Regions from separate parts of the Homo sapiens genome. Here region 1 is linked to region 2. The links are chromatin loops, found by intact Hi-C in ENCODE. Cell type or tissue: OCI-LY7. All regions are shown on one strand. Links, peaks and the distances in the headings refer to the core of each region. The heading gives the core; the rest is flanking DNA.

What was found. Peaks named below come from ENCODE experiments on the same cell type or tissue, not always from the same donor. Only the 100,000 strongest peaks of a DNase experiment are listed, where the experiment ranks them.
Region 1: a loop joins it to region 2, with 1.9 times the contacts of the local background. A loop is called at or near these places in 9 of 110 quality-filtered maps.

The regions. Positions count from the first base shown.
Region 1 is chr22:40,938,465-40,949,638 of GRCh38, reverse strand. No RefSeq gene overlaps it. Among named protein-coding and RNA genes, the nearest start is that of RBX1, 7.3 kb to the left of the region's middle. In OCI-LY7, for the core only: no CTCF peak of the experiment used is centred there; a DNase peak (open chromatin) is centred at 5,928.
Region 2 is chr22:41,184,661-41,195,834 of GRCh38, reverse strand. It overlaps EP300-AS1 (EP300 antisense RNA 1), which reads left to right. Exons shown (of 3, transcript NR_110514.1): 2 at 314-353; 3 at 9,512-10,621. It also overlaps the pseudogene LRRC37A14P and the pseudogene LOC646927. Among named protein-coding and RNA genes, the nearest start is that of EP300-AS1, 7.3 kb to the left of the region's middle. RefSeq lists an enhancer at 10,537-11,174. In OCI-LY7, for the core only: a CTCF peak has its summit at 5,292 (motif pointing right); no DNase peak of the experiment used is centred there.

The sequences.
Region 1 (11,174 bases), core at 2,214-10,213, 250 kb after region 2:
TCCAGCCTGGGTGACAGAGCGAGACTCCGTTCCCCCCCAAAAAAAATAATAAAAGAGAAAGAACTGAGATTTGTTTGTTAGTTATAAACAGCAACAACAGATCCGGGAAAAGACCACCACAGCTTTATCCAGACTTGGAAAGAAAAATTGTGTGAGACCTTAAAGGGCTACAAGAACCCTACAAAGTTTTTCTTAGCCCAAGTTTTAATGACTTTGTTAAAATTTCTGTTGTTAATTTGTTGTGTGCCTACAGGCCCTGACAGGAATACTAGAAACCCATTGTAAATTAAGGTCTTGAAGACATATTTATCAATCATTCAATAAAAGTATTGATATTTACCAGGTTCTGTTTTAAACAGAAGAGACATAATAACAGAGTCAAATAAACCCCTAGTTAGGGAATAATATGCAAGTCAACAAATAAATACATCAAGAAGTCTCAGGGCCAGTCGAGGTGGCTCTAGCCTGTAATCCCAGCACTTTGGGAGGCCGAGGTGGGAGAATCACCTAAGGTCAGGAGTTAGAGACCAGCCTGGCCAACATGGTGAAACCCTGTCTCTACTAAAAATACAAAAAAATTAGCCGGGCGTGGTGGCGGGTACCTGTAGTCCCAGCTACTCAGGAGGCTGAGGCAGGAGAATGGATTGAACCCGGGAGGTGGAGGTAGCAGTGAGCCAAGATCGTGCCTCCAGCCTGGGCAACAAAGTGAGAGTTTATCTCAAAAAAAAAAAAAAAAGTTTCACGTATCCGCCAGGCGGGGTGGCTTAGGTCTGTAATCCCAGCACTTTGGGAGGCCAAGGCAGCCGGATCACTTGAGTCCAGGAATTCCAGACCAGCCTGGCCAACATGGTGAAACGTCTCTACAAAAAATACAAAAGTAAGCTAGGCGTGGTGGCACATGCCTTTAGTCCCAGCTACTCTGGAGGCTGAGGGGGGAGGATTACCTGAGCCCATACATGGAGGTTGCAGTGAGCTGAGATGGCGCCACTGCATACCAGCCTGGGTGACAGAGCGAGACCCTATCTCATAATAAATTAGTAAAAAATGCTGCATTGAAAAAAGTCTCTGGCCGGGCATGGTGGCTCATGCCTGTAATCCCAGCACTTTGGGAGGCCGAGGTGGGTGGATTACCTGAGGTCAGGAGTTCAAGACCAGCCCAGCCAACATGGCAAAACCCCATCTCTACTCAAAATACAAAATTTAGCCGGGTGTGGTGGCTTGCACCTGTAATCCCAGCTACTTGGGAGGCTGAGGCAGGAGAATTGCTTGAACCCGGGACGTGACAGTTGCAGTGAGCCAAGATTGTGCCATTGCACTCCAGCCTGAGTGACAGAGTGAAACTCTGTCTCAAAAAAAAAAAAACAGTCTCAGGTATCAATAAGTGTTGTGAAGAAAACAAGGTAATGAGATTGAGGGGAGAAGGAGGCAACAGTAAATTGGGTGATTAAATAAGACTTCTGTGAAGAGTGACATTTAAGCTGAAGTCCTTTAAATGGTCCTACATGATCTACTTCCCCATCCAATTTACATGTACCTTCTAACATATTTTTTCTAAGTTGGGCATGTGGTCCCAGCTACTCAGGAAGCTAAGGAGGTGGGAGAATCCCTTGAACCTGGGAATTCGAGGCTGCAGTGAGCTGAAATTGCACCACTGCACTCCAGCCTGAGTGACAGAGCAAGACCCTATCTCCTAACAAACAAACATATTTTGACATTTACTTGTGTATTAGGATTATTGTTTTTTGTATGTCCTCAGCAAGAAAAGGGAATTTTGATTTGTTTATTGGTAACAAAAACTGGTACATTGTATGTGCTCATTATGTGTTGAGTAAATAAATTTGGAGCTTACTGAGCAAGCAGAAAGTAGTAAGAGATGTCAGAGAGGCAGGCAGGGGCCAGAGCATGCAGGGATTTTATTACAGATCTTATGGGAAGGCATTGAAGGTTATTATTTTTTTTCTTTTGTATGGTCTTGCTCTCTTGCCCAGGCTGGAGTGCAGTGGTGTAATCTCAGCTCACTGCAGCCTCCAACTCCTGGATTCAAGCGATTCTCCTTCTGCAGCCTCTCCTGTAGCTGGGATTATAGGCACCCGCCACCAACGCCTGGGTAAGTTTTTGTATTTTTAGTTCAGGTATCCTCCAGGAAGGGTGGCTTGCGCCTGTAATCCCAGCACTTTGGAAGGCCAAAGCGGGCAGATCACTTGAGGTCAGGAGTTCAAGACCAGCCTGACCAACATGGTGAAACCTCATCTCTACCAAAAATATAAAAAATTAGCCAGGTGTCGTGGTTCGCGCCTGTAATCCCAGCTACTTGGGAGGCTGAGGCAGGAGAATCGCTTGAACCCAGGAGGCAGAGGTTGCAGTGAGCTGAGATCGTGCCACTGCACTCCAACCTGGGCAACAGAGAAAGACTCTGTCTCAAAAAAAAAAAAAAAGAACAAAAGTCTTAGAACTGAAAAATGCAAATAACTGAATTTAAAAACTCTCAGTGGATGGGATCAATAACAGAATGGAAGTGACATTTTTCCCAACAGAAGCTGGGAGGAAAAAAAGACATGGAAGTGACAGAAGAAAAAAAAATAACTGAACTGGAGGATAGAACAGTAGAAATAAGGCTGGGCGTGGTGGCTCACACCTCTAATCCCAGCACTTTGGGAAGCTGAGGCAGGTGGATTGTCTGAGCTCGGGAGTTCGAGACCAGCCTGGGCAACATGGTGAAACCCTGTCCCTACTAAAAGTACAAAAAATTAGCCAGGTGTGGTGGTGCGTGCCTGTATTCCCAGCTACTCAGGAGGCTGAGGCAGGAAAATCACTTGAACCTGGGAGATGGATGTTGCAGTGAGCTGAGATCGCACCACTGCAATCTAGCTTGGGCAATGGAGTGAGACTGTCTCCAAAAAACAAACAAACAAACAAAAAAACAATAGAAATTACCTGATCTGAACAAGAAAGAGAAAATAAAAATAGACTGAAAACAAAATTAAAAACAGAGCCTGTGGACCTGTGGAAATACTACAAAAGATCTACTATTTCTGTCCTCAGGGTTCCAGGAGGAGAGAATAAAGAGGGCCAGGTTGAAAAGGTAATGGGTAAAATAATGGCTGGATACTTGCCAACTTTGGCAAGAAAAATCTATAGATTCAAGAAGCTGAGCAAACACTACACAGAATACACCCATAGAAATCCATGCCACAACACATCACAATTAAACTTCTGAAAACTAAAGAGAGAAGAAATCTTGACAGCAGCCAGAGAAAACACCTTACCTAAAGACGAAAAATCATTTGAATGGCAGATTTCTCACTGCAAACCACAGAAGCCAGCAGAAGTGGCAAAATGTTTTTCATGCAAAAAGCGAATACAAAAAAACACCTGTCAACTCAGAATGCTATATGTAGTGAAAATGTCCTTCAGGAATCAAGGGGGAATCAAGACATTCTCAGAAGGAAAACTAAGAGAATTTGTCACCAGTAGGCCTTCCCCAAGAAAGGGCTAATGGAAGTTCTCTAAAAAGAAAGAAAACAATAAAACAAGGACCTTGGAAAATTAGAAAAAACAAACACGAAAGTAAAAATATGGGCAAATGCAATAAGCTTTTCTTATCCTTTTGAGTTTTCTAAATTATGTATGACAGTTGAAGTAAAAATTCATTTTGGAGACAGAGTCTTGCTCTGCTGCCCAGGCTGGAGTGCAGTGGGGCCATCTCGGCTCACTACAACCTCCACCTCCCGGGTTCAAGCAATTCTCATGCCTCAGCCTCCCAAGAAGCTGGGACTACAGGTACTTGACACCACGCCTGGCTAATTTTTTGTATTTTTAGTAGAGATGGGGTTTCACTGTGTTAGCCAAGATGGTCTCAATCTCTTGACCTCATGATCTGCCCACCTCGGCCTCCCAAAGTGCTGGGAATGCTATAATTTTTACTTTAGGTCGGGCGCAGTGGCTCATGCCTGTAATCCCAGCACCTTGGGAGGCCAAGGCAGGCAGATCACCTGAGGTCAGGAATTCGAGGCCGGGCGCGGTGGCTCACGCCTGTAATCCCAGCACTTTGGGAGGCCGAGGCGGGTGGATCACGAGGTCAGGAGATCGAGACCATCCTGGCTAACACGATGAAACCCCATCTCTACTAAAAATACAAAAAAATTAGCTGAGTGTGGTGGCGGGCACCTGTAGTCCCAGCTACTCGGGAGGCTGAGGCAGGAGAATGGCGTGAACCCGGGAGGCAGAGCTTGCAGTGAGCTGAGATCGCACCACTGCACTCTAGCCTGGGTGACAGAGCGAGACTCCGTCTCAAAAAAAAAAAAAAAAAAAAAGGAATTCGAGACCATCCTGGCCAACAAGGTGAAACCCCGTCTCTGCTAAAAAAAAAAAAAAAAAAAAAAAAATTAGCTTTGCATAGTGGCACATGCCTATAATCCCAGGTACCCGAGAGGCAGAGGTTGCAATGTGCTGAGATTGTGCCACTGCACTCCAGCCTGGGTGACAGAGCGAGACTCTGTCTCCAAAAAAAAAAATTATAGCATTATCTAATATAGTCCTAAATCTATATGGAGAAAATATTTCAAACAATTATCGTATAAACTGGGAATGGTGAAGGGACACAGAGGGAGGTAAGGTTTTTATATTTCTCTCAAACTGGTAAAATGATGACATTAGTAGACTGTCATAAGTCATGTATATATGAGCCATCACTTAAAAAGCTATACAAAGAGACACACTCAGAAGAGAAACACTATAGATAAAATGGAATTGTAAAAAATGTTTAACACAGAAAGGCAGAAAAACAGAGAACAAGCAGAAAACAAAAAATAAAATGAGGTGGGGCACGCTGGCTCGCATCTGTAATCCCAGCACTTTGGGAGGCCAAGGCAAGAGGATCCCTTGAGCCCAGGAGTTCGAGACCAGCCTTGGCAACATAATGAGACCTCATCTCTACAAACAATACACACACACACACACACACACACACACACAGACACACACACACAAACATGAGTGTGGTGGTGCACAACTGTATTCTTAACTACTTGGGAGGCTGAGGCAGGAGGATGACTTGAGCCCACCAATGTCAAGACTGCCGTGAGCTGCGATTTCGGCACTATACTCTAGTGTAAGTGATAGAGTGATACCTTGTCTCAAAAATAAAATAATCACTTCAACCTGAGGAAGCTGATTAGAAAAATAGAAAAAAATAAAATGACAGACTTCAGCCCTAACATATCAACAATTGCATTAAATGCAGATGGTCTAAATATGCCAATTAAAAGAAATTGGCAGAGTGGATTTTAAAAAAAACCAGTTGTATGTTATCTGCAACAAATTCACTACAGATATGATATAGGCAAGTTGCAAGTAAAAGGATGAAAAAAGTTGTGTCATACAAGCATTCATCAAAGGAAAGCAAGAGTGACTATACTAAAATAAACTAAAGTGGACTTTGGAGCAAAGAAAATTAACGTAGAAAGAGCGGGACATTATACGATGCTAAAAGAGTCAATCCACTAAGAAGACATAGCAATCCTAAATATGTATGCACTAAAAAACAGCACTGCAAAACATGTGAAGTGAAAACTGACAGACCTAAAAGTAGAAATAGATAAGTCCAAGCCAGGTGCAGTGGCCCACACCTGTAATCCCAGCACTTTGGGAGGCCGAAGTGGGAGGATTGCTTGAACATAGGAGTTGACTGGTCTGGGCAACATAGTGAGACCCTGCCTCACAAAAAATAAAAAAAAATTAGCCCAGCATGGTGCCACACACCTGTGGTCTCAGCTACATGGGAGGCTGAGGTGGGAGGATCTCTTGAGCCTAGGAGGTCGAGGCTGCAGTGAGCCATGATTGCACCACTGCACTACAGCTGGGTAACAGAGTGAGACCCTGTTTCAAAAAAAAAAGAAAAAAAAATCTAATGACTTAGGCAAAATTGATCACTTCCTCAAAAACAAGTTACCACAAGTCATCCAAGATGAAATAATTTGAATAGCCCTATAACTTTTTTTTTTTTTTTTGAGACAGAATCTCACTCTGTTGCCCTGGCTGGAGTGCAGTGGTGTGATCTCGGCTCACTGCAAACTCTGCCTCCCGGCTTCAAGTGATTCTTGTGCCTCAGTCTCCTGAGTAGCTGGGACTGCAGGCACATGCCACCATGCCTGGCTAATTTTTGTATTTTTAGTAGAGGCGGGGTTTTGCCATGTTGCCCAGGCTGGTGTCGAACTACTGACCTTAAGTGATACACCTGCCTTGGCCTCCCAAAGTGCTGGTATTACAAGCGTGAGCATGGGAGGTGGAAACTGTAGTGAGCTGAGATCGTGCTACTGCACTCCAGCCTGGGCAGACCCAGAACTTGTCTCAAAGGAAAAAACAAAAAGTTGAGGATCATCTATAATTTTATGAAGCTAGTTTTACTCTGATAACAAAACCAGACAGAGTACAAAAAAGAAAACTACAGAAATAATAACTGTCATGAATATACACACAAAAATCCGCAACAAAATATTAGCAAATGATAGCTACAAACATTTTTAAAATTTTTGTTAATGGGACAAAATATTAGCAAATATAAAAATGATTATTCACCATGGCCAAGTGGGGTTTTTTCCAGGGATGCAAGGCTGGTTCAATATTTCAAAATAAATCAATGGATTCTTCCATATTAATGGGCTCAAGAAGAAAAATCACATGATTATATCAATAGGTGCACACAAAACATTTGCAAAATTAAACATCCATTCATGATATAAATTCTCAGAAAAACAGAAGTAGAAGGGGAACTTCTTCAATGTGATAAGGAGCAGGTACAAAAACCCGCCGATGTTATACCTCTGGTCCTCTGTATCTGTGGATTCAACCAACAAGGGATCAAAAATACTTGGGGGAAAAAACCCAATAAGGATGTTGTGTTTGTACTGAACATGTACAGCCTTTTTTTCCTTGTCATTATTTCCTATCTAGACTATATGGTACGTCAACTATTTACATAGCATTTACATTGTATTATAAGTAATCTAGAGATAATTTAAAGGATGCAGGAAGGTATGCCTAGGTTATATGCAAATACTACACCATTTTATCTCAGGGACTTGAAGATCCTGGGATTTTGGTATACGTGGGGGATCCTGGAGCCAATCCCCCATGGACATCAAGGGACAAGTGTACTTAATGGTGAAATGCTGAATACTTTCTCCTAAAATTGGGAACAAGGCAAGAAAGGCCTCATCACTCTTTCACTGTTATTTATTATAGCACTAGAACTTCTAGCCAGTGGGACAAGACCAAAAAAAAAAAAAAAAAAAAAAAAGGAAGTAGCCAGGCGCAGTGGCTTACGCCTGTAATCCTAGCACTTTGGGAGGCTGAGGCGGGTGGATCACCTGAGATCAGGAGTTCCAGACCAGCCTGGCCAACATGGTGAAACCCCGTCTCTACCAAAAATACAAAAATTAGCCAGATGTGGTGGTGTACACCTGTAATCCCAGCTACTCGGGAGGCTGAGGCAGGAGAATCGCTTGAACCAGGGAGCCGGAGGTTGCAGTGAGCCCAGATCGCACCATTGCACTCCAGCCTGGGTGGCAGATTGAGACTCTGTCTCAAAAAAAAAAAAAGGGAAGTAAAAGGCATACAGGTTGGAAAGGAGGAAATAAAACTGTCCCATTTTTAGATGACACATGGTTTATGTAGAAAATCTCAAGGAATCTAGCAAAACTCTTACAACTAAATGAGTTCAGCAAGGTTACAGAATACATGATAAACATACCAAAATCAATTGTATTTGTATATACTAGCTAAGAATATGTGGACACTGAAATTGAAAGGAATATGCCACTTCTAATCATCCAAAAAGTGAAATAGTTAGGTGTAAATCTAACAAAACATACTTCAGACTTGTGTGCTGAAAACTACACAACACTGATAAGAGAAATAAAAAATATATGTATATTTTTGAGACACAAGCTCCCTTTGTTGCCCAGTCTGGAGTGCAGTGGTGTGATCTCAGCTCCCTGCAACCTTGGACTCCTGGGCTCAAGCAATCCTCTTCCTTCAGCATTCCGAGTAGCTGGGACTATAGGCGTGTGTCACCATGCCCAGCTAATTTTTTGGTATTTTTTGTAGAGATGTGTCTCACCAAGTTTCCCAGGCTGGTCTCCAACTCTTGGCCTCAAGCAATCATCGCTCCTCAGCCTCCCAAAGTGCTGAGATGACATGCATGAGCTACCATACCTGGTCTACACATTTTTTTACAATAAATAGACATACGGTGTTCATGGGTTGGAAGATTCAATATTGTAAAGATGTCAGTTTTCACCAAATTGATATACAGTTTAACAAAATTCCTATCAAAATCCCAGTAAGTTTTTTTTTTATTTATAGACAAGATGATTATTTTATTTTTTTCTTTTTTGAGACAGAGTCTCGCTCTGTCACCCAGGCTGAAGTGGAGTGGTGGGATCTCGGTTCACTGCAACCTCCACCTCCCAGGTTCAAGTGATTCTCCTGCCTCAGCCTCCCAAGTAGCTGGGATTACAGGCACCTACCACCACGCCTGGCTAATTTTTTTTTTTTTTTTTTGAGACGGAGTCTCATTCTGTCGCCCAGGCTGGAGTGCAGTGGCATGATCTTGGCTCACTGCAACCTCTGCCTCCCAGGTTCAAGCAATTCTCTTGTCTCACCCTTCTGAGTAGCTGGGACTACAGGTGCCCACCACCACGCCTGGGACTACAGGCGCCTGCCACCATGCCCAGCTAATTTTTGTATTTTTAGTAGAGACGGGATTTCACCATATTGGTCAGGCTGGTCTCAAACTCCTTACCTCAGGTGATCTGCCCGCCTCAGCCTCCGAAAGTACTGAAATTACAGGCGTGAGCCACCGCGCCCAGCCAATTTTTGTATTTTTTTAGTAGAGATGGGGTTTCACCATGTTGGCCGGGCTGGTCTCAAACTCCTGACCTCAGGTGATCTGCCTGCCTCCACCTCCCGAAGTGCTGGGATTATAGGCATGAGCCACTGAGCCGGGCCTATTCTAAAATTTACATTAAAAGGCAAAGGAACTAGAATAGCTAGAACAATTTTGGAAAGGAAAAATAAAGTGGGAGGAATCTCTTTACCTGCTTTCAAGACTTATTTTTTACGACTGCAGTAATCAAGACTGGTGTTGGTGGAGGATAGACACATAGACCAATGGAACAGAATAGAGAACCCAGAAAAAGACTCACTCAAATATGCCCAACTGAATTTTGACAGAGGTACAAAAGTAATTCAGTAGAGGAAAAACACACCATTTTTAACAAATGGTGCTGGAGCAATTGAACATCTGTAGGCAAACAAAAACCAAACCAAAACAAAAAACCCTTGACCTATGTCTCACATGTTATCCAAAAATTAACTCAACGTGTATCATGAACTTAAACCTAAAACTATAAAACTTTTAGAATTAAGGCCAAGCGCGGTGGCTCACGCCTGTAATCCTAGCACTTGGATTACAAGTAATCCCGAGATTACAATCTCGGGAGGCTGAGATGGGTGGATCACTTGAGGCCAGGAGTTCAAGACCAGCCTGGCCAACATGGAGAAACCCGATCTCTACTAAAAATACAAAAATTAGCCGGGCATGGTGACGGGCGCCTGTAATCCCAGCTCCTTGGGAGACTGAGAGGCATGAGAATCGCTTGAACCTGGGAAGCAGGGGTTGCAGCGAGCCGAGATAGTGCCACTGCACTATAGCCTGGGTGACAGAGTGAGACTCTGTCTCAAAAACAAACAACAGCAAAAAAAGCCAGAAAAAAAAAAAAAACTTAGAATGAAAGAGGAGAAAATTTGCAGGATCTAGGGCCAGACAGAATTCTTAGACTTGGCACCAATAATAGCATGATCTATAAGTGGAACAATCGATAAATTGAACATTAGAATTTAAAACTTTTGCTCTGTGAAAGGGCCAGTTAAGAGGAGGAACAGACAGCTATAAAGTGGGAGAAAGAATTTGCAAACCACATATCTGACAAAGCACTAATAGGTAGCATATATAAAGAAAGAATTCTTAAAATTCAGCTGTCAAAAAACAATCCAATTAGAACATGAGCAAATGGCAGGAAAAGAGATTTCATTGGAGAGGATATATGTAATACAAATGGCAAGTAAGCAGATGAAGAGATGTTCAACACCATTAGCCATCAGAGAATGCAAATTAAAACCACAACGAGATATCACTACCAATCAGAATGGCCAAAAAAACCCAAAAACAAAAAAAATCAGTGACAACACCAAATGCTGGTGAGGAGGTGGAAAAACAGAATGACTCATACATTGCAGGTAGAAATGCAAAATGGTACAGTCACTTTGGAAAGTTTGCCAGTATCTCCAGTATCTTTTTTTTTTTTTTTTAGATGGAGTTTTGCTTTTGTTGCCCAGGACGGAGTGCAATGGTGTGATCTTGGCTCACTGCAACCTCCACCTCCTGGGTTCAAGCGATTCTCCTGCCTCAGCCTCCCAAGTATCTGGGATTACAGGCATGCGCCACCACACCTGGCTAATTTTTTGTATTTAGTAGAGATTTATTAGGGGTTTCACCATGTTGGTCAGGCTGGTCTCGAACTCCTGACCTCAGGTGATCCATCTGCCTCAGCCTCCCAAAGTGCTGGGATTACAGGCATGCACCACTGCGCCTGGCGGTAGTGTGTTTTGTTTTGTTTGAGATAGGGTATCACTCTTGTTGCCCTGGCTGGAGTGCAGTGGCATGATCACGGCTCACTGCAGCCTTGACAGCCCCTGGCTCAAGCGATCCTCCCACCTCAGCCTCCTAAGTAGCTGGGACTGCAGGTCCGCGCCACCATGCCTGGCTAATTTTTTGTATTTTTACAAAATAAAGCAGACAGAGGTGGGAGGATTGCTTGAGACTAGGAGTTTGAGACTAGCCTTGGCAACATAGCAAGACTCTCCACCCTGTCTCTAAACTCTTTCTCTCTCTCTCACACACACACACACACACACATACACACACACACACACACTTCATTGAGTGTGGTGACAGGTGCCTAGTCCTAGCTACTCCGGAGGCTGAGGCTGGAGGATCACCTGGGCCCAGGAATTTGAGGCTGCATTCCTTTGAGCTGTGATTGTACCACTGCATTCTAGCCTGGGCGATAGAGTGAGGTCTTGACTCTAAAAGAGAACAAAACGGAAACAAA
Region 2 (11,174 bases), core at 942-8,941:
TTTCATCATCAGAGCTCCTGGCTTAGGGCACAATTCTTGGCTGGATCTGCCTGCCACTCCCCAGCTACCAACAACCGTATCTCGGCAACACAACCACCCTGGCACAGCACTTTTAATTATTTGTTAAATGTTTCTTACTGGGTTGGGCTAAACCAACTGTGAGGAGTCCTTTAGGCAGTGTCAAAACTTGGAGACAGTTGGATGGGCTTGATTGAATTCTGAAAATTCCCCGAGTGTACTGGGGTTTCTACCCAAAGTGACGATTACTTTGAGAGTATTGGTGATAATAATTTTTTGTCCTTCCTATTGACAGGTCCACCTCCTAACAAATTATTGGAAGGAATATGAGAAAAGTAAGTAGGGATTTTGAAGTATCAGTTAAAAGACCCAAAATTGTTTATGTTTAGAATAATGGTAGTTAATTTGGTGATGTTATTTCTGGATGTATAAGGTTAATTGGCAAGTGCTTATCAAATGCATGTGTGTGTGTGTGTGTGTGTGTGTGTGTGTGTGTGTGTGTGTGTGAGATACGGAGTCTCATTCACTCTGTCAGCCAGGCTGAAGTGTGGTGGCACAATCTCAGCTCACTGCAAACTGTGCCTCCCAGGTTCAAGTGATTCTCCTGTCTCAGCCTCCTGCGTAGCTGGAGTTACAGGCGCCCGCCACCACACCAGACTAATTTTTTGTATTTTAGTAGAGACAAGGTTTCACCATGTTGGCCAGGCTGGTCTTGAACTCCTGACCTCAGGTGATCTGCTCACCTCGGCCTCCTAAAGTGCTGGGATTACAGGCGTGAGCCACCATGCCCGGCTCCCAAATGTCCGTTTTTGAGGAATGTATTTATTAATACATGCTGAGAGGTCTACACAGGTGGTAGTCCATCACCACAAACACTGACAGTATACCAAGAGATGCTATTTTTTTAAAATCCCCATAGGACTGTGAAAGGGAAGAGAAGCCGGCTGTTACCCTTTTGCCTATGATATGTGTCAGGTGCTGGGGCTAAGTGTTTTTCACTTATCCTATAGCTTGTTTATCCTCCCAACAAACTTGAAAGACAGAAGTTATTTGTTTGTTTATTTATTTTGAGGGTTTCACTGTTGTCCAGGCTAGAGTGCAGTGGTGTGATCATGGCTCACTTCAGCCTTGACTTGGGCTCAAGTGAGCCTCCTGCCTCAGCCTCCTGAGTAACTGGGACCACAGGTGCATGCCACCACGTTCAGCTAATTTTTTTTTTTTTATTTTTAAGAAATGCAGAGTCTCACTGTGTTGCTCAGGCAGGTCTCTAGACTCCTGGACTCAAGCCATCCTCCTGCCTCTGCCTCTCAAAGTGCTGAGATTACAGGTGTGAGCCACTGCGCTCAGGTTAAAGTGTAAGTCTTGCCGATGCTATATCTAAGACACATCCCAGATCTGTCCATCGCCTACTACCCCAGATGAAGTCACTTGTCATTTCTTGCCTGCAGTCCTATAATAGCTTCCTAATTTTCTGCTTCCTTTCTTGCCACCCTAAAACCTATTCTCCACACAACAGCCTGACTGATTTATTTAAAATGTAAGACAAATCATGCCACCCTTCTCTTAAAGTGCTCCCCTAGCCCCTCATTGCGCTTAAAATAATACCTAAGGCCAGGCGCAGTGCCTCACGCCTGTAATCCTAGCACTTTGGGAGGCAGAGGCAGGAGGATCACTTGAGGTCAGGAGATCACTTGAGTTGCAGTGAGCTGAGATTGCGCCACTGCACTCCAGCCTGGGAGACACAGCGAGACTCCATCTACAAAATAATAATGATAATCATCATCATCATCATCATCATCATCACCATCATCATCATCATCATCTAATTCCTTGCCTTGACCTATCAGGACCTACTGATCTGTCAACTAGTTGCTTTACAACTTCATTTTGCATCGTTTTCTTCCTCTATCATTGAATTCCAGCCTTGTTTCCCTCCCTCCCTCCCTCCCTTCCTCCCTCCCTTTTTTGAGACAGGGTCTCACTCTGTTGCCCAGGCTGGAGTGCAGTGGTGCGATCTCAGCTCACTGCAACCTCCACCTCCTGGGTTCAACTGATTCTCATGCCTCAGCCTCCCGAGTAGCTGAGATTACAGGCGTGCACCACCATGCCCGGCTCATTTTTTTGTATTCTTAGTAGAGACAGGGTTTCACCATGTTGGCCAGGCTGGTCTCTAACTCCTGACCTCAAATGATCCACCCACCTTGACCTCCCAAAGTGCTGGGATTACAGGCATGAGCCACTGCGCCCGGCTGTTACCCTTTTTTCTGTCCCTGGGATGTGCTAAGCTTGTTCTCGCCCTGGGGAGTTTGCATTCATTGTTTCTTTCCAGAATGTTATTTTCCTAGATATTTTCATGTCTGGCCCCTTGCTATTTAGGTCTCAGATTAAATGTCATCTCCGGAGCACCTAAGTGAAGTAGTTCATGAAGTTCTCTATATCTCCTTTTTAAATGTTCTTCTTTGAACTTACCATAACCTAATATTTAGTGCTAGTTTATTTTCTGCTTCCCTTCACTAGAATGAAAGCTCCTTAAATTGTAATAGCTAAAACTTAATATGCTTTTTCTTTTTCTTTCTTTTTTTTTTGAGACAGGGTCTTGCTCTGTTGCCCAGGCTGGAATATGTCAACCCCCACTTCCCGGGCTCAAGTGATCCTCCCACCTCAGCCTCCCAAGTAGCTGGGACCAGAGGTGTGCACCACCATGCCTGGCTAGTTTTTTGTATTTTTTGTAGAGACAGGGCCTTGACATGTTGCCCAGGCTGGTCTCAAACTCCTAGGCTCAGGTAATGCTTTCGCCTTGGCCTCCTAAATTGTTGGGATTACAGGTGGGAGCCCGCACCTGGCTAATGTTTAATCTTGTTAGGCATTTAGAATCGGGCCTATTACTCTAGAAGGTGGCTACTTTTATTATGCCCATTTTACAGATGAGGAGACTGAGTCTTGGTAGGTTAAGTAACTTGCACATGGTCATACAGTTAGTTAGTGGCAGAGCTGGGATTTTTTATTTTTTATATTTTGAAACGGGGTCTCACTCTATTACCCAGGCTGGAGTGCAGTGGTAAGATCATTCATTGCTCACTACAGCCTTGACCTCCAGGGCTCAAGCCATCCTCCCACCTTAGCTTCCCCACTAGCTGGGACTATGGGCATGTGCCACCATGCCCAGTTAATTTTTCTTTTTCTTTTTCTTTTTTTTTTTTGTATAGACAGTCTCACTATGTTGCCCAGGTTGCTCTTGAACTCCTGGGCTCAAGTGATCCTCTCACCTTTACCTCCCATAGTGTTGGAATTATAGGCATTAGCCAGCATGTTCAGCCCAGAGCTGGGATTTGAATCCAAGCAGACTAGCTTCAGCATCCGTGCTCTTAATCAAGCGAGAGCAGGTCCTTATCTTCTCCACCTCTGTAATCAGGCACCGTGAATGTAACATGGCATTTAGCAGGCTCTCAATAAAAACTGTGAAGTGAAAGAATGTAATCACAAGAGAAAACCAAATTATAAACAAAAACCTAGGAACTATTAGCCTTGATTTCACTTTCTCCTACTTGCAAATCTGTGAGCAAGTTCTGAATCTGAACTACTTCTCACCACAAAACACATCTCCAGTATGTCCCCTTTCTGCATCCCCACTGCTACCACCCTTGTCCAGCTCCTGAGTGGCTTGCTCCTGTGTTCTGCTACCACCACAACTCCCAACAGTTTCCCAAATCGCTGGCGGAGGGGAACTCCTCTCACTGATTGGAAATCTGCTTTCCTTATTAGGCTAAAGCAAAGAATCAAGTGTGTTATTAGGGCTGTAATGTCTATCCTGAGAGAAAATTTTTTGGCTGTCTTATACCCTAACAGCATGTCCATTTATCCCTATTACTGGTTTCAGTGGGGTCCGATTCATGTGTCATTGCCTCTCATAAAGGTGCTTCAACTGAAGTTTACTTTGTTGTTACATCACAAGACCTTTTAAGCAACAGCCAAGTGGAATGTGTGTAGACTGAACTTGGTTGTCCACTACCTCAACTGTGGTGCAGTGTGGGAATTTCTCTCATATCTCAATTCCAAAATGTAAAAAATACTTGTTATTTTTGTTCTTTTTTTTTTTTTTTTTAAAGAGACAAGGTCTCACTCTGTTGCTCAGGTTGGAGTACAGTGGTGCAATAATAGCTCATGTAACCTTGACCTCCTGGTCTCAAGTGATCCTCCTGCTTCACCCTCCCGAGTAGCTGGGACTGCAGGCCTGCACCACCAGGCTGGGCTAATTAAAAAAAAAATTTTTTTGGCTGGGTGCAGTGGCTTATGCCTGTAATCCCAGCACTTTGTGAGGCTGAGGCAGGCGGATCACCTGAGGTCAGGAATTCCAGACCAGGCTGGCCAACATGGCGAAACCCTCTCTCTACCAAAAATACAAAAAATTAGCCGGACATGGCATGTGCTGATAATCCTAGCTACTCGGGAGGCTGAGGCAGGAAAATCGCTTGAACCTGGGAGGCAGAGGTTGCAGTGAGCCGAGATCGAGCCACTGCACTCCAGCCTGGGTGACAAGGGCGAAACTTCATCTCAAAAAATAAAGAAATAAAATAAATAATAAAAGAAAAAAAATTTGTTGTAGAGATGGGGTCTCGCTGTGTTGCTCAGGCTTGTCTTGAACTTCTGAGCTCAAGTGATCCTCCCACCTCGGCCTCCCAAAGTGCTGGGATTACAGGCATGAGCCACTGTGCCCGGCCAATAGCTGATTCCGCCCCCACACCCATCTTTTGGATACAATCATATAACTGATTGTTTTGAACGCTTTCCTTCCGTGGCTAAGAAGCTAAAAGTCAAATCTGTGACCCTGTCCTTGCAGGTGTACTGGATCTGATGGCATGTATTTTGAATACTAACTTAATCCCTGTTTCAGCTTAATTTTTAAAATATAGAAGTGTAAATTGTATTTAATATTTTTGCAACATATTTTACCATTATGATTTCTATAATCATAACTTAGTTCTATATGCTCTAGAACTTCATATAAATAGAATCATGCAGCATGTACTCTTTTGAGTTCTCCTTCACACAGCATAATGTCTTTCAGATTTAGTTATGTCGATGCACATATTATAATCATTCATTTTTGCTGCTGTGCAGTATTCCATTGTACCAATTTGTTTATCCATTCATCTGTTGATGGACATTTGAGCTGTTTCCAGTTTTAGCTACGGGGAATAATCCTGCTGTAAACATCCTTTTTGTGGACAAATATTTTTATTTTCTTGAATAAATACCAGAAGTAGAATTGCTGGGACATAGGGAAAATGAATGAGTAACTATATAAGAAATGGCCAGCAGGGCGCGGTGGCTCATGCCTGTAATCCCAGCACTTTGGGAGGCTGAGGTGGGCAGATCACCTGAGGTCAGGAGTTTGGGACTAACCTGGCCAACATGGCAAAACCCCATCTCTACTAAAAATATAAAAATTAGCCCAGCATGGTGGCAGGCACCTATAATCCCAGCTACTTGGGGGGCTGAGGCAGGAGAATCGCTTGAACCCGGGAGGCGGAGGTTGCAGTGAGCCGAGATCGCGCCATTGCACTCCAGCTTGGGCAACAAGAGCGAGACTCCATCTTTTTTTCTTTTTTCTTTTTTTTTTTTTTTTTTGCCTTTGAAGAAATCGTTTTTATGGAAAACATTATTATGCCAAAAGGCACCATCTCTGAAAACACAAACTACAATCATCCTCCTGAGGCAGATTCCACTGGGACTGCATTCAACTTAGAGCAAACTGTTAAACAAACTGAGACAAAATGGGAATACAACAGCATGGGCACTGACCTGTCCCCCAAGCCCAAAAGCTTCAATTACCCATTGCTCTCGTCCCCAGGTGATCAGTTTGAAATTCAGCTAACCCAGCAGCTATGGTCCCTCATCCCCAATGAGGATGTGAGAAGGTTCATGTCTCATGTTATCTGGACCTTGAAAATGGAATGTTCAGAAACACATGTGCAAGGGACCTGTGCCAAGCTCATGTCACGAACAGGCCTCCTGATGAAGCTTCTCAGCGAGCAGCAGGAAGCAAAGGCATCCAAGGCAGAATGGTCTGTAGACCAATGGAAAACTGATGAGACTCCATCTTAAAAAAAAAAGAAAAAAAAAATGGCCAGCAGGATGCAGTGGCTCATACCTATAATCCCAGCACTTTGGGAGGCTGAGGCAGGTGGATCACCTGAGGTCAGGAGTTCGAGCCCAGTCTGGCCAACATGGTGAAACCTCATCTCTACTAAAAATACAAAAATTAGCCAGGCATGGTGGCTTGTGCCTATAGTACCAGCTACTGGGGAGGCTGAGGCAGGAGAATTGCTTGAACCTGGGAGGCACAGGTTGCAGTGAGCCGAGATCACACCACTGCATACTTCAGCCTGGGCGACAGAGCAAGACTCCATCTCAAAAAAAAAAAAAAAAAAAAAAAAAAAGGCTGGGTGCCATGGCTCACGCCTGTAATCCCAGCAATTTGGGAGGCCGAGGCGGGCAGATCACCTGAGGTCAGGAGTTCGAGACTAGCCTGACCAACATGGAGAAACCCCATCTCTACTAAAAATACAAAATTAGCCAGGCATGGTGATGCATACCTGTAATCCCAGCTACTCGGGAGGCTGAAGCAGGAAAATCGCTTGAATCTGGGAGGTGGAGGTTGCAGTGAGCTGAAATCACGCCATTGCACTCCAGCCTGGGCAACAAAAGCAAAACTTTGCCTTAAAAAAAAAAAAAAGAAATGGCCAAACTTTTTTCCAAAATAGTTTCACTATTTTTACATTCTACCAGAATTAGATGAGAGTTTCCATTGCTTTATATCATTACTAACATTTGGTATTGTCCAACATTTTGTTTTAGCCTTTTTTGTGAGTATGACTGGTGTCTCATTGTGGCATTCAAATTTATTGAGATATAATTTATATACAATAAATCCATCTTTTTTAAATCAATGAGTTTTGACAGACGTACACAGTTGTGAAAGCACCACCATCACTTCCATCACCCCAAAAAGCTCCTTTGTGCCTCTTGCCCTTTCCCAACTACTTCCCCCTCGAAACCACTGCTTTCCTTTATTGTCTTTTCTCGAAATCCATATGGGATTTACTCTTTTGCATCTGGCTTTTTTTTTTCTTTTTTTTTTTTTTTTTTGGCTAGTTATGATTACTCATTTTATTTTATTTTATTTTTGTAGAGACAAGTGTCACTATGTTGCCCAGGCTGGAGTCAAACTCCTGGTCTCAAGCGATCCTCCTGGCTCGGCCTCCCACAGTGCTGGGATTACAGGTGTGAGGCACTGCACCCAGCAAATCTGGCTCTTTTCATTTAGCATAACGCTTTCAGATTCATTCATGTTGTTTATTTGCTCTTTGTTCCTTTTGATTGCTGGGTGATAATGCATTGTTTGAATGTATCACGATTGTTTACGCTGTTAGTAGCTGTTAGGTATTCCAGTGGTTCCTATCGTTTGGCTATTTTTAATAATGCTATCAAATGCTATCAACAGTCACATGAGGGTCTTTGTGTGGACATATGTTTTTATTTCTCTTGGGTAAATATCTAGACATGAGATTGCTAAGTGGTATGTTAAATGTATTTTATTTTTGATACATATCTATATTTATTTTAATTTTTTGAGAGGGAATCTCACTCTGTCATCCAGGCTGGAGTGCACTGCTGCGATCTCGGCTCACTGCAACCTCCCTCTCCCGGGTTCAAGCGATTCTTGTGCCTCAGCCTCCCGAGTAGCTGGGACTACAGGCGAGTGCCACCATGTTGGGCTAATTTTGTATTTATAGTGCAGACGGGGTTTCGCCATGTTGGCCAGGCTGGTCTTGAACTCCTGACCTCAAATGATCCGTCCGCCTCAGACTCCCAAAGTGCTGGGATTACAGGGGTGAGCCACCGCACCTGGCCTGAATTGCTTATACTTTTGATGAACATTTGTGTATGTGTTTTTGTGTGAACATATGTTTTCAGTTCTCTTGGGTGTATACTCAGGAGAATTGCTGGGTCCTATGGTAACTCTGTTGAACTTTTTTTTTTTCTTTTTTTTTTTGAGACGGAGTCTTGCTCTGTTGCCAGGCTGGAGTGGAGTGGCACAATCTCAGCTCACTGCAACCTCCGCCTCCCGGGTTCAAGCAATTCTCTGCCTAAGTCTCCCGAGTAGCTGGGACTATAGGCGTGTGCCACCGCACCCAGCTAAAATTTTTGTATTTTTAGTAGAGATGGGGTTTCACCATGTTGGTCGGGATGGTCTCGATCTCTTGACCTCGCGATCTGCCTGCCTCGGCCTCCCAAAGTGCTGGGATTACAGGCGTGAGCCACCGCGCCCGGCCAACTCTGTTGAACTTTTTAGAGGAACTGCTAGACTGTTTTCCATTTTCCATGATCACTAGCAGTGTATGAGGGTTCTAGTTTCTCCCTATTCTAGCCAATACTTGGTATTGTCCTTTGGACTACTGCCATCTGAGTGGGTGTGAAGCAGTATCTCATTTTGGTTTGACCTGCATTTCCCTAATGACTAACGGTTTTGAGCATCTTTTGGTGTGCTTATTGGCCATTTGTATATGTTCTTTGGAGAAATATCTACTAAAATCCTTTGCCCATTTAAAAAACTATATTACTCCTTTTTTAATTGTTGAGAGTAAGTTTGTTTTTCTTTTTTTTTTTTTTTTTTTTTTTTTTTGAGGTGGAGTCTTGCTCTGTCCCCCAGGCTGGAGTGCAGTGGCGAGATCTCTGCTCATGCAAGCTCCACCTCCCGGGTTCACACCATTTTCCTGCCTCAGCCTCCTGAGTAGCTGGGACTACAGGCGCCTGCCACCACGCCTGGCTAATTTTTTGTATTTTTAATACAGACGGGTTTTCACCATGTTAGCCAGGATGGTCTCGATCTCCTGACCTCGTGATCCCAAAGTGCTGGGATTACAGGCGTGAGCCACCGTGCCTGGCCTTTTTTTTTTTTTTTTTTTTGATACTGAGTCATGCTCTTGTCACCCAGGCTGGAGTACAATGGCGCGATATTGGCTCACTGCAACCTTTGCCTCCCGGGTTTAAGCAATTCTGCTGCCTCAGTTTCCTGAGTAGCTGGGATTACAGGCACCTGCCACTGTGCCTGGCTAATTTTTTTTTTTTTTTTAGTTGAGACAGGGGTTTCACCATGTTAGCCAGGCTGGTCTCAAACTCCTGACCTCAGGTGATCTGCCCGCCTCAGCTTCCCAAAATGCTGGGATTACAGGCATGAGCCACTGTGCCCGGCCGAAATTTTTAAGTATAGTCTAGATACAGAAATATGTGATCTGCAAATATATGCTCCCATTCTGTATATCTTTTTACTTCTTTGGTCATGTCCTCTGATGCATGAAAGTTTTGAGGTCTAATTTGTTTTTTCTTTGGTTGCTTGTGCTTTTTAGGTGTTATATCTAAGAAACCATTGCCTATTCCAAGATCATGAAAATTTATAACTATATTTTCTTTTTTTTTCTTTCTTTCTTAGATGGAGTTTCACTCTTGTCACCCAGGCTGGAGTGCAATAGAGCGATCATGGCTCACTGCAACCTCTGCCCCCCGGGTTCAAGCGATTCTCCTGCCTCAGCCTCTCAAGTAGCTGGGATTACAAGTGCCCACCACCACGCCCAGCTAATTTTTGTATTTTTAGTAAAGATGGGGTTTCACCACATTGGCCAGGCTGGTCTCTAACTCCTGACCTCACGTGATTCATCCATCTCAGCCTCCCAAAGTGCTGGGATTACAGGCATGAGCCACTGTGCCTGGCCTATACTTATATTTTCTTCTGTGATTTTAATATTTTAGTGTTTATGTTTTGGTCTATGATCCATTTTGAGTAAATTTTTATATTTGGTATAAGGTAGGGGTCCAACTTTATTTATTTTTGAGATGGAGGCTTACTCTATTGCCCAGGCAGGCATGCAATGGTGCGATCCAGCTCACTGCAACCTCTGTGTCCCAGGCTCAAGTGATTCTCCCACCTCAGCCATCTGAGTAGCTCGGATTACAGGCCCCATCACTATGGTAATTTTTAAATTTTTAGTAGAGACGGGGTTTCACCATGTTGGCCAGGCTGGTCTCGAACTCATGACCTCAAGTGATCTGCCCGCCTCTGCCCTACAAAGTGCTGGGATTACAGGCGTGAGCCACCGTGCCTGGCCTCCAGCTTTATTCTTTTTTTTTTTTTTTTTTTGAGACAGAGTCTTGTTCTGTCACCCAGGCTGGAGTGCTGGAGTGCAGTGGCGCGATCTCGGCTCACTGCAAGCTCCGCCTCCTGGGTTCACGCCATTCTCCTGCCTCAGCCTCCCGAGTAGCTGGGACTACAGGCGCCTGCCACCACGCCTGGCTAATTTTTTGTATTTTTAGTAGAGATGGGGTTTCTCCATGTTAGCCAGGATGGTCTCGATCTCCTGACCTCGTGGTCTGCCTGCCTCGGCCTCCCAAAAGTGCTGGGATTACAGGCGTGAGCGACCATGCCCGGCCAACTTTATTCTTTTAGATGTGGATGTCTAGTTGTTCCAGAAGTATCTGTTAAAAATGTTACTCTTTCTCCATTGGATTATTTTGGCAACCTTATAAACAATCAATTGACCATAAATGTATGGATTTATTTCTGGATTGTCAGATCTATTCCAGTGATCTAAATGTCTGTCCTTATGCCAGTACCATAGAGTCTTGATTACTATAGCTTCATGGTAAGTTTTCAAATCAAGAAGTGTGAGTGCTCCAAATTTGTTTTTATTTTTCAAGATTATTTTGGCTGTTCTGGCTTCTTTGGATTTTCATATGTATTTTAGGGTCAGCCTTTCAGCTGGGCATGGTGGCTCACGCTTGTAATCCCAGCACTTTGGGAGGAGTTCAAGATTAGCATGACAAAATCCCATCTCTACAAAACAAAAAACAAAACAAAAGAAACATTAGCCAGGCTTGGTGGCATGTGCCTGTGGTCCCAGCTACTCAGGAAGCTGAGTAGCTTCCCGAGGCAGGAAGATCACTTGAGACCAGGAGGTGGAGGTTTCAGTGAGCTGAGATCGTGCCACTGTACTCCAGCCTGGGTAATGGAGACAGACCCTGTCTGAAAACAAAAAAATTTTTTAAATAGGCTTTTGTTTTTTATTTTATTTAATTTTTGACACAGGGTCCACTCTGTA